Linked DNA regions of Homo sapiens: region 2 is linked to region 1. The links are chromatin contacts, found by Hi-C or POLR2A ChIA-PET in ENCODE. All regions are on one chromosome and are shown on one strand. Each heading gives the region's core, a stretch centred on a gene start or an enhancer-like site at or near the end of the contact. The rest is flanking DNA. Distances are from core to core; before and after follow the strand shown.

Region 1 (6,382 bases), core at 2,190-4,689:
TCACCATGTCCATGTCGCTTCTGCTCTGTGAGTAGCTGTTTTACAGAACACAGTTTTTTCTTTGTTGTTGTTAGTGTTTGTAGAGACAGGGTCTCACTATGTTGCCTAGGCTGGTCTTGAACTCCTGGCCTCAAGTGACCCTCCCACCTCAGCCTCCCAAAGCACTGGGATTACAGGCGTGAGCCACCACACTCAGCTAAGAGCATGGCTTTATGAAAGAATCTCCCTCCCTGAGTGTCCAGTGCCATCTCACATCATCACAGTCACTTCTGGATGTTGGATACATTTTGTCAAAGTACTGATACTTGATTTTTTTTTTTTTTTTTGAGACGGAGTCTTGCTCTTGTCATCCAGGCTGGAGTGTAATGGCATGATCTCGGCTCACTGCAACCTCTGCCTCCTGGGTTCAAGTGATTCTCCTGCCTCAGCCTCCCAAGTAGCTGGTATTACAGGCACCTGCCACCTCGCCGAGCTAATTTTTGTATATTTAGCAGGGACAGGATTTTGCCATGTTGGCCAGGCTGGTCTCAAACTCCTGACCTCGTGATCCTCCCACCTCAGCCTGCCAAAGTTGATTCTTTTAAGTGCCAATCTGTGTGTGTAAATACAATTCACATTAGAGAAATTAAACATATCCTTACTTGACTAGAGTCTAGTCTCCCGTGGAAAATGACTTGGCATGATGAATTTTCTCAAAATGAACCCCTGGTGTGAATCTTCACCAGCTAAAAGCTCATATGCCATCTGTAACTGTTCCTTGCAAATGAAAACCCAGGGTTTACTATTCTTCAACCTTCTAACAGCATTTTCCTCTCAAATAGGAAGTCTGGGGCTTGCACCTTAAGAGTCATTCACGCTGGAAAAATACATTCTTTAGTCATTGCATTGGACCATTGGATTCAGACAGCATCTAGTTAGGTCTTCCCATGCTCTTTAAGGGAATTCTTAGTTGTTTTAAGATGAGAGATGAAGGCCCTGAGAAGTGAACTTTCCTAATTGACAAAGCTAGGAGGTAAAAACAGAACAAAATTTAGAAGTAAAAGCTATTTGTTACTCTTAGGAGTAACATTTCCCAGTACCTTTAGCTGGAAAAATGACTTTAAAAGAATTTCAATTTACTAAATTTATGATAAAAGTGGACATTAGAAAGATCAAATTATGACTTCTGTGTTTAATTAGCTTTCACATAAATTTCTCTTAGTATTATTAGAAGGTGTCACTTATTATTTGGAAATATATTTCTCACAGCCACAATTACTCTTCAAAAATGTAAGCTGGAAGGTCTTTTGTTGCATTAGATTTAGAGATATTGTTCACTGTAACAGAAAAATTGCATCCTCCTTCTAGTAGAAGCAGGGAAGAAAAACATGAGGTCTTCTGTTTTCCAAAAGAGACCGCGGTTGTTTATTTATTAGGAAAAAAACATAAACAGAAACTTGGATTTCTATTATATAGAAAAATAACTGATTTATCTGAGAGGGCAGCTTTATTATAAGTAGCTTTGTGTGGGATTAAATCAACAGTAACTATTGCAGTGACCCTTAAATCTTGAAACTCACACAATGAAAGAGAAATACAGCCCCCCTAGTAATAGAAGGAGTCATGGATTGTTGAAAGAAGTGAGCCAGGCGCGGTGGCTCACGCCTGTAATCCCAGCACTTCAGGAGGCTGAGGCGGGTGGATTATTTGAGGTCAGGGGTTCGAGACCAGCTTGCCCAACATAGTAAGACCCTGTCTGTACTAAAAATTCAAAAATTAGCCCGGTTCATTGGCACGCATCTGTAATCCCAGCTACTCGGGAGGCTGAGGCAGGGGAATTGCCTGAACTTGGGAGGTGGAGGTTGCAGTGAGCCGAGATCGTGCCACTGTACTCTAGTCTGGGTGACGGAGCAAACAGAGCCAGACTCTGTATAAAAAAAAAAAAGAAAAATGTGGAAGGCTCAGGAGATGATGTAAATCTTAATTCTCAAAATAAATAGTTGTAATAATAAGACTTTCATTAACTTGAGCTCTCAGTTTCCTTGTCCCCCTACACTGCTTTTAGGTGAAGGAAATAAATAAGGTGCTGTTGGGGATTTTGAAAGCCTCAGGGAATGAGCCACCGTCAGCAGGAACTTTATGCCCTTTCCTGCTGACACACGGCATCCCAGCCACGCTGGGGATCATGGAAACCATATTCCAGGTATCCTGCACGTCAGCCAGCTTTCTGACCTGTAAGCAATGGAAACCTCCTTTGGCAGTTTGAGGCACCAGTGAGTGGCTCTCAGAACCACCAAGGGAGTAGGACCAGCGTTGGGAACCTGCCTATGGGAACCGCTTGTGCAGCAGCTTGTTCTTGTGAGGACACCACACCTTGAAGTCTGCACTGCTGACCTTGTTCCTGGACACGAGACTTCCCCACCAGCATGGCATTCCCCAAACCTGGATCGTGTCTGGACACCTTCACTGCCGACAGCAAGAGCCCGATTGGTTTGTGCTGTAAATGGATGTGACTGGTTGATCGTCTCCCCACACCCTAGCTTCCAGGAAGGCTGGGAAGGGACTTCTGGTATTTTTACTTCCTACAGAGCCACAAGGGCTCTGTATTCAAACAGGACTCAAAAAGTGGAGGAGTTCTCCCGATACAGGAGGACGGTTGAGATGTATGGTGACCAAAGTGTGGCAGCGGTGGCTGCTCCCACCCCTCCCTTTCGCCATCCAGCATCACTGTGTTCTCGTCCTGCCCTTACGCATCTCCATAGCCCCAGGAAGCCACCGTGATGCAGCTGCTGCTTTTACGTCTACTCAGGCACTTGCCCTTCATGCAAAGGGGAGACAAGCCGAAGCCTCTGGAATTACCATGACCGTCATCAAACCCACGACTTCCTAGGCGATGCCTCCTCTTTCTCTGGTTCCATCACTGATATTCTGTGATCTACAGATGGAATTGTAAAATTTACAATTGAGGGATGAAGAGAGAGAAAAGAAGAGGAACATTCGAATTCTACCAGTGTTTTTGGATGTCTCACGTGCCCTAGGCACTGATGGACACTGCACTGAACAGATAATCATGTTGGATCTGCAAGGTGCTAAGTGAGTCTTTCCATCTGTCTCCAGGAATGTTGGAGTCACCGCTGGAAGAGTCTTAGGGACCCAGGAGATCATGATGAGGGTCTGAGGGGTGTAACTGCACAGCTTCAAGTGTTCGCCTGGCTTTCAGCAAGGGATTCTCTATCGCAGTCACAGAACATGCCTGGCTTTTAGTCTATGTCTTGAACCAAAAAGCAAGAATCTGAGTTCATCATTCACTCAGTAAGTTCAACAAAAACAGCCGTGCCGTGTCACGTCTGGGTGCTTTCATCTGCTCTGTGGCTTGGCAGCCCCTAAACTAAAGCCTTCCCACGCCCTCTCTCTAAAGTGTCAGAGCATGGCGTCCAGGCTGCCAGCCTCATGGTGCTTTCCGCACAGCTACTCAGCTCTGCTGTGCCACTCAAAGCAGAAACAGGCAATATGTAAATGAGCAGGCATTGCCGTGCTTCAGTCAAACTTTACGAAAGCCAGTGTTTGGCTGGTCCTGATGACCAGCTTGCTGGTAGACGGCCTGAGCTGAGTTCACACTGTCTGTGGCCCCCACCCCACCAGTAATCCATTCCAGAACCCCCATTTCCTGACAGTTTGTCACCTGCATCAATGCCTGATGACAACATACAGATCCATCCATTTGATGCCAACCATAGAAACAAGCTCAATGTGATTTTTGCAAATTTATTTTTTAAATATTTTGGAATTCCATTTTTTATTGAGATGTAGAAGTCACAAGAGACTCTTGTTCCAACCATAACCGTCGGAACAATCTGGTTAATACACAGACTCATCGTTTCTAAGATCCATCAGAGAGCTGAAGACTCAAATGTAGATGAATTACATTTCTTCCTAGGAGAAAAGAGACCTGTATGTGGTTTTTCCCATGGCAGAGGAGCCAGGAGAAAGAATTTACCATAAAAAATGATAAAGCAAAAAGTTTCTGAACTTTTTAAAAAACATAAATGGCAGTATGTTATTTGCAAGGTAGATGAGAATCCCAGGGGAGTCCTAAAAGTGGATGCATTTTCTCTGAGGCACTCTGAACCTTTAGTGTGCAAAAGGCAGGGGCTCCTGAGGGCTGGGAGGTGAGCAGGAAAGCCGCTGGCTCCCGCTCGAGGGTGGCCTGGATCACCCAGCAGAGCCCTGGCTACCCTCCAGGGCAGCCCAAATCACCGTGGGAACTCCACTCACACTTCAACAATGGAGGTGGGATGAGGGCATAGCACATCCCTCTGCAGCGCCCTTGCCCTTCACCATGTGTAACGTATTTGCCTTCCAAAGGCTGGGAGTGTGGCAGTGGAATAGAGGAAGCTGGGGGTGAGACTGAAGAGAGAATCACCCAGTTACCTAAAGTGGGTGGAAGGTCTCCTACTGTTTGGAAAGCAGATCTCTCGCCGTGAAGCATAGAAGACATCCAGTGTCAGTGTTCAGGCCCAGCATCCGGATCCTGCCCATAGGCTTGTAAATTCTTTTCTGGGGGTAAATGTTATTTAATCTTTACTGTTCTTTTAAATACAATCTTCGTTTTTCATAAAACATTGTGTTATATAATCAAAATTTAAAAGACCTGCAAAGAAGCAAGAGAAATGGACTCATGTTCATGAGAGGAGATGGCCCTAGAAAGAGTCAGTAGAAGAGACATGCTGCAATTATCAGAGACTTCGAAATAGCTGTGATAGGTGAGGCCAGAAATTCGTTGAAAAGGTGTACAACATCTATGAAGAGGTGGGGGGTATTGCAGAAAGATAAAAACTATGAGAAAAAACAAAATGGAAATGCTGGAAATGAAAACTAGTATTAGAAATAAAATTCCCATGGTTTAATAGGAGACTAGATACAGCAGAGGAAAGACTCATTGAATGAACTTGAAGTCTGACCAATAGAAATGACCTAAGCATAAAACAAGGAGAAAAGGCATGAAAATACAGTGGAACAGAGTGTCTGAGGCCCGTGGGTCTAACATACCTGTAGTGATCGGAGCCCCAGAAGGAGCGGTGAGAGAAAATGGGGCAAGAGAACAATTTGAAGACCTATGGCCAGGAGTGAAGGGAAGAATCAACACAAAGATTCAAGAAGCTCAGTCAACTCCAGGCAGAGTAAATGAGAAGAATCACACCCAGATGCTTTGTTGTCCAAACACCGAAAGTCAGTGGCAGAGTCAATCTTAAAGTCCCTGCAGAAATAAAACTAAGTAGGGGGAAGTAATAAAAACAACACTGAGTTCTCATCAGAAGTGCTGGAAGCCAGAATACAGTGGAGTGGTGCATGCAGGCTGCTGAAAGAGCTGTTTCTTCTGCAGGAGATCCTTCAGAATGGAAGAGAAAAGCAGATACTTAGCCAACCTAGAGAATCGTTCAGCAAATACGTGTCACAAGAAATAGTAAGAATGTCTCAAGGATGAAAATAAATGATAGCAAAATGAAGCCCAAATTTTTAAGAAGAAATGAAGAATACTGAAAAGAGTAAATACAAGAAAACGTTTTAGAATCTGTCAATATGTAGACATGTAAATATTTTTAGTTTGTTTTAAAAGTATTAACTGTTTAAAAATATGAACAGCTGAGGTGTTCGTAGCATGTGTAGGAATAACAGATGAGACAACAGGAAGTTGGGCCCCGGAAATGCACTGCTGCAAGAATCTTCATTTTCATAGCACATAACACTGTGTGAAGATAGAATGCAATAAATCATTCAAAAAATACACAGAGGGTAAAGTGAAATACCACAAATATTCTATTCATGAGAAAAGGAGGCAGGAAGGGAGGAACAAAGAAAGGGACAAGTAAAGAACCAACAGCAATCGCACCAATAAGGACGTGAAAAGTAAATGAACTGTGGATGATGTGATTGCTGAGGTCAGAATGTCTGTGTCCCCCTCCAAAACTTCTGTGTTGAACTATAATCCCTAATGCAGTAGTATAAGACATGAGGCCTTTAGAAGGTGATTAGATCATGAGGGTGGAGCCCTCACGAATGGGACTTCCACCCTTATAAAAGAGGCCTAAAGGAACATGTTCATCCACTCTGCAGGTGCCTCAATCTGGGACTTGCTAGACTCCAGAGCTGTGAGTAGCCGTTACCTAGTCTAAGGTATTTCACAGCAGGCGGAGCAGACGAGCACAGAGGGACTCGTATCGCCAGACCCAGCCTCGTCCTGATGCCTTCCCATGTGCAGGAGAGGCAGGCACTGGCCACAGACCATGGGAAGGACGGCGTCCAGCTGCTGGGTGATCCGGTGCAGCACAGGGAGGGCCAACCTCCCTCTCAGGCTTCTTTAAGGAAATCCTGGCTGGTGCCGAGTTTAGAAAGATGAGTTAGC
Region 2 (6,382 bases), core at 2,198-4,697, 530 kb before region 1:
TGCTCCACTAACTGGCTCTTCCCTTGTCTCTCTCTCTCTTTGCTTGGGCCTTCCTATTCCCTGAGACATGACAGTATTGAAATTAGGCCAATTAATAGCCCTACATTCCCTCTTCTGAGGGTTCCAGTGAAAGGAAGAGTTTTACTTATCTCACTTTTAATCAAAAACTAGAAGTGATTAAGCTTAGTAAGCAAGGAATGTCAAAGGCTGAGATAGGCTGAAAACTCGGTCTCTGGAGCCAAACAGTTAACCAAGCTGTAAATGCAAAGGAAAAGTTATTGAAGGAAATTAAGTGCCCCTCCAGTGAACCCAGAAATGATAAGAAAGCAAAACAGCCTTCTTGCTGAGATGGAGAAACTTTGATCTGGATAGAAAAACCAGTCACAACAATTATTCCCTTAAGCCAAAGTCTAATCCAGAGCAAGACCTTAACTCTCTTAAGTTCTGTGAAGGCTGAGAGGTGAGGAAGCTGCAGAAGAAAAGTTTGAAGCTCACAGAGGTTATTTCATGAAGTTAAAGAAAAGAAGCAGTCTCCATAACATAAAAATGCAAGGTGAAACAGCAAGTTATCCAGAAGATCTGGGTAAGATAATTGATGAAGATGGCTACAGTAAATGACAGATTTTCAATCGAGACAAAATAGCCTTATATTAGAAGGAAATGTTATCTAGGACTTTCATAGCTAAAGAGAAGAAGTTAATCCTGGTTTCAACATTAGAAACCAACTCTCTTGTTGGGGCTAATGGAGCTGGTGACGTTAACTTGAAGCCAGTGCTCATTTCCCATTCTGAAAATCCTAGGGCCCATAAGAATGATGCTAAATTTGCTCTCCCTGTGTTCTTTAAGTGGAACAACAAAGCCTGGATGACAGGACATCTGTTTACATCATGGTTTACTGAATATTTTAAGCTTACTGTTTAGACCTACTGCTCAGGAAAAAAAAAAACAAAGATATTTTTCAGATTTTAATTTCTCATTGAAAATGTACCTAGTTACCCAAGAGCTCTGACAGGTGTACAAGGAGATGAATGTTGATTTCATGGCTGCTAACACAACATCCATTCGGTAGCCTATGGATCAAGGAGTCATTGTGTTTTCAAATTTTCTTATTTAAAAAATACATTTCATAAGGCTCTAGCTGTATAGATCATGGTTCCTCTGATGGATTCTGGAAAGGATTCACCATTCTAGATGCTGTTAAGAACATTTGTGATTCGTGAGGGAAGGCCAAAATGTCAACATTAACCAGAGGCGTTGATTCCAGCCCTCACGGAGGACATTGAGGGGTTCATGACCAGTGGAGAAAGTCACTGCAGAGGTAGTAGAAATAGGAAGAGAACTGGAATCAGAAGTACAGCCTGAAAATATGACTGAATTGCTGCAATCTCATGTACAACTTGAATGTGTAAAACTTGCTTCTTATGGATGAGCAAAGAAAATGGTTTCTTGAGTTAGAATGTATTCCTGGTGAAGACGCTGTGAATATTGTTGAAATGACAACAAAGGATTTAGAATATTCCATAAACCTAGCTGATAAAGCAGCAGCAGGGTTTGAGAGGATTGACTAATTTTGAAAGAAGTCCCACTGTTGACAAAATGATATCAAACAGCATCACACGCTGCAGAGAAATCTTTGGTGAAAGCAAGAGTCCGTCCACGTGATATACTTCGCTGTTGTCTTAAGAAATTGCCGCAGCCACCCAAGTTTTCAGCAGCCACCATCCTGAACAGTCAGCCCTCATCATCAAGGCAGGACCAGCAAAAAAGATTATTATTTGCTGAAGGCTCAGATGATCGTTAACATTTTCCAACAATAGATTCTTTTTATTTATTTTTTTCCAGACATAATCTCACTCCGTCACTTAGGCTGGAGTGCAGTGGCATGATCACAGCTCATTGCAGCCTCTGCCTCCAGGGTTCAAGTGATTCTTGTGCCTCAGCCTCCCAAGTAGCTGGGACTACAGGCATGTGCCACCATGCCCAGCTAATTTTTGTATTTTTATTAGAGACAGGGTTTTGCCATGTTAGCCAGGCTGGTCTTGAACTCCTGACCCCAGGTGTTCCACTTGCCTCGGCCTCCCAAAGTGCTGGGATTGCAGGCCTGAGCCAGCATGCCCAGCCAGCAATAGAGTATGTTTAAATGAAGGTATTGTAGTTTTTTTTTTAAGGACATACTGCTATCTCACATTAAATATACAACAGTTTAGTGTACTCATAATTTTTATATTCACTGGGAAAACAGAACTTTGTGTGACTTGCTTTATTGCAATATTTGCTTGATTGCAGCACTCTGGAACTGAACCCATGATATCTCTGAGGTATGCCTGTACTGTTAATAATTCTTGAAATTAGGTAGTGATAGCCTTCCAACTCTGTTTTTCATAGTTACTTTTTAAATTCCAGTTCCTGTGTATTTCCATGCAAATTAGAATGAGGTTGTTAATATCTACAAAGTGCTGAGATTTTTGTTGGGGGGTTCACTGAATCTATAGATCAGTTGGAGAACATTGACATCTGAACAATATCCATGAACAAGATGTATCTCTTACTTGTTTAGATCTTTAATTTCTCTCAGAAGTATTTTTTGGTTTTCAGTGTACTGGTCTTTTACATCTTTTATCCAGTTTATAAGTATTTTATATTTTTTGGTGCTATTGTAAGTGATTTTTAAAATTTGTATTTGCAGTTGTTTGTTACTAGTATATCAAAGCATTCATTTTTATGTATTGAGTCCAAACCCAGAAATTTTGTTATGCTCACTTATTAGTTTTAGACACTTTTTTGTAGATTACATTGGATTTTCTACATAGATGATTGGATTATTTTAGAATGAAGACTGTTTTACTTTCTCTCCAATCTTGATGCCTTTTATTTCTTTATCCTGCCCCGTTGTACTAGATAGGCCCTCCAGTACAAAGGTGAACAGAAGTGGAAAGAATGAACAAACGTTTGGGTTGTCTCTGGTCTTACAAGAGGCACTCAGTATTTCACCATGAAGTATAACGTTAGTGGTGGTTTTAGGTCTGTGCCCTTTATATGTTGATGAGGCACTCTTCTTTTCCTGGTTTGCTGAGAGATTTTTATGAGGAATGAATATTGTAATTTGTCATCTATGGAGATGGGCATATATTTGTTGTTTTTTAGTGTGTTCGGATGAATTGTATTAATTGTTTTTCAAATGTGATACCAACATTTGTGGTCTAAACCTCTGTAGATCATGATACAGTATACTTTGGATATACTACTGGATTCCATTTACCAAAACTTTGCTTAGAATTTTTACACCTGGGATCTTGGTTTCTAGTTTTCATTTCAGTGTTTTTCTTTCTATTTAAGTTTTTGGAAGAGGTTACGTATTATTTCACCCTCATATGAGGAAGTGAAACAAGTCATGTGGGCAGGAGTTTTCCTTTTTTCTTCTTTCCTTTCTTACTTACTAAACTTACTTAGTTTAGTTGCTCACAGAGTCTTGCTCTGCCACCCAGGCTTGAGTGCAGTAGCATCATCATGGCTCACTCAGTCCCAACCTCCCGGTCTCAGGCGATTCTCCCGCCTTAGCCTCCCAAGTAGCTGGGACTACAGTAGCACACCACCACGCCTGGCTTATTTTTGTATTTTCTGTAGAGATGGAGTTTCACCATGTTACCCAGGCTGGTCTCCAAACTCCTGAGCTCAAGCGATCCGCTCACCTCAGCCTCTCTAGATGCTGAGATTACAAGCATGAGCCACTGCGTCCCACCTGGGCAGGAGTTTTATTTGTGGGAAAGCTTTCAACTACAGTTTATTTTTTCATAGTGCTACTCATTTATTTCTTCTTGAGGGAGCTTTGGTTTATATAGTTACAAAGATTTGGTCTATTTCATCTGAGTTGTGGGATTTACAGCACAGAGTTGTTCATAATACTCTGTTATCACCTGTGAAATCTGTAGTCATGTTACATCACTCATCTCTGTTATTGGTAATTTGTGTCTTCTTTATAATCCCAATCAGTCTGGGTAGAGGTTTGTTAGTTTTATTGACCTTATCAAAAGGTGTTTTCTGTTGGGCATGGTGGTTCACACCTGTAATCCCAGCACTTTGAGAGGCCGAGGCGGGCAGATCACGTGAGGTCAAGAGTTCAAGACCAGCCTGGTCAACATAGTGAAACGCCATCTCTACTAAAAATACAAAAATTAGCCGCCTGTGGTGGCGGGCGCCTGTGGTCCCAGCTCCTCGGGAGGCTGAGGCAGGAGAACTGCTTGAACCCAGGAAACGTAGGTTGCAGTGAGCCAGGATCGCACCATTGCACTCCAGCATGGGGGACAGAGCGAAACTCCATCTCAAAAAAAAAAAAAAAAAAAAAGTTAGTGTTTTCATTTTATCGATTTTTCTCATTTGTTTTACTCTTTCCTATTTCATTCTTTCTTCTGATGTTTGTAATATACTCTCTTACGATTTCTTTGGGTTTAATTTACCCTTTCTTCTGTGTCCTAAGGTGGAAGCAGAGCTCATTAATATGAGGCCTTTCTTATTTTCTGATATAGTCATTTAGTTTTACTATTTTCCCCATAAGTAGTGCTTAAGCAGAATCTCTCAAATTTAGATGCATTGTTTTCATTTTCAGTTACTTCCAAATACTGTATTTCTTTTTTGATTTTTTTTCTTTGACTCATAGATAATTTAGAGATATTTGATTTAGTTTACAAATATTTGGGGGTTTTCCAGGGATCTTTCTTTTATTAATTTCTAGTTTAATTTCATTGTGGTCAAAGAACATACTTTGTATGACTTGAATTTCTTTAAATATATTAAGTCTTATTTTATGGCTTCAAATATGGGCTGTCTTGTTAAATATTCCATTTGTCCTTGAGAAGAATATGTGTTTTGCTGTTGCTATGGGGAATATTTTGTCAGTGTTAATGAGGTCAAGTTGAGTGGTAGTGTTCAAGATTAATGTACTCTTTCTGATTTCTGTCTACTTGTTCTGTCAACTATTGAAAGAAAGGTTCTGTTAATTTTTGCATTTGTCTGTTTATCCTTTTAGTTTTATCAGTTTTTGCTTCACGTATTTTGAAGACTTTTTTGTGGCCTCTTGATTCATTGACCCCTCTCTTTATCTTTAGTAATAGTCTTTGCTCTCAATTTACTTTGTCTCACATTAATGTAATCACTCCAGGTTTCTTTTGACTAGCCTTAATATGGTATATCTTATATCCTTTTTACTTTAAGCTATTTGTGTATTTAATAAAGTGCATTTGTTGTAGATAACATAACATTTGGGTTTTGCTTTTTTGTCTTCTATTTAGAACGTTAACATTTAGTGTGGTAATTGCTTTGGTTAGGTTTAGGTCTCTCATCTTGCTATTTGTTTTAGAATAGTTTTAGACTTAGAAAAATTGAGATGATTGAACACACAGAATTCCCATATACCTGGCACCCAGTTTTTCCTATTACCGACATCTTGCATTAATATGGTACATTTGTCCCAATCACTGAACCAGTAGTGATACATCGTAACCTAACGTCCTTTTTCTGTTGCGGGATCTCAGCTGAGAACCACATTATATTTCATTGTTACGTCTCCTTAGGCTCCTCTTGGCTGTAACAGTTTCCCAGGCTTTCCTTGTTTGTGGTAGTTTTGATATAATAGTTCTGAAGAGTACTAGTCAAGTATTTTGTAACAACATTCTCTTCTATTAGAATTTGATGTTTTCCTCATTATGATACTATAGTGGTAATGGGTTTGAGAAGGTAAAACACCACTTTTATCACATATATCAAGGGTGCACATTGTCAACGTGACTTACCACTGTTGGTGTTGATCTTGATCACCTGGCTGTTTACTGGGTTTCTCACTATGAAGTTACCCTTTCCCTCCCCATTTCCATGTTGTACTGTTTGGAAGGAAGTCGCTGCGTACAGCCCACACTTAAGGAGTTGGGGATTTATGGTCCCCCTCCATGAGGACACGAATCTTCGTAAATTATTTAAAATTCTTATGTATGGGAGATTTGTCTCTTCTCCTTTATTTATTTACTTATTCAACTCTTTATAGCAGTGTGGATTCCAGAATGTTTGTTTTATACTTTTGGTTATAATCCAGTACTGCTTTATTTTGTTGCTCAAATTGTTCTTCTAGCTTTGGCCATCAGGAGTTCTGGTCGGCTCCCTTTGACATGCCCCATCAACATAGGGTTTTTTTGTGGTTATTTTGTTTTGTTTTGTTTCTCCTTGCTTCAGCCTTAGAATCAGCCATTTCTCCAAGGAGCGCTGGGTCCTTCATTGGACAGTGATATCAGAAACCAAGATTGAGTGCTAGACGTGTTCTGTTTCTTTTTGTCCCATGTGTTCTTCGTTCCTCTTTCCCTTTTTTTCTGTTTTCCTTTGGAGCAGCCTTCTTCTT

The links. Hi-C counts contacts between places; a loop is a spot of excess contacts on that map. ChIA-PET counts read pairs that join two places held with the same protein, here RNA polymerase II (POLR2A). Pooled maps may share reads with other maps.
Region 2: a pooled map shows a loop between it and region 1 (3-fold over the local background). The contact joins two enhancer-like sites. A Hi-C loop is called at or near these places in 2 of 50 pooled maps. POLR2A ChIA-PET finds 5 or more read pairs at or near these places in 2 of 52 experiments (B cell and BJ).

What each region holds. Positions count from the first base shown.
Region 1 is chr10:314,453-320,834 of GRCh38, reverse strand. All of the region lies in intron 31 of DIP2C (disco interacting protein 2 homolog C), which reads left to right. Among named protein-coding and RNA genes, the nearest start is that of ZMYND11, 180 kb to the right of the region's middle. RefSeq lists an enhancer at 5,789-6,288. Within about 2 kb of position 3,439, at least 4 of the 41 ENCODE cell types and tissues checked have a DNase peak (open chromatin) inside an H3K27ac peak, as active enhancers do; they include B cell, where a contact is called at or near this core.
Region 2 is chr10:849,141-855,522 of GRCh38, reverse strand. The region is part of intron 5 of LARP4B (La ribonucleoprotein 4B); the gene reads left to right. Among named protein-coding and RNA genes, the nearest start is that of LARP4B, 79 kb to the left of the region's middle. Within about 2 kb of position 3,447, at least 3 of the 41 ENCODE cell types and tissues checked have a DNase peak (open chromatin) inside an H3K27ac peak, as active enhancers do; they include B cell, where a contact is called at or near this core.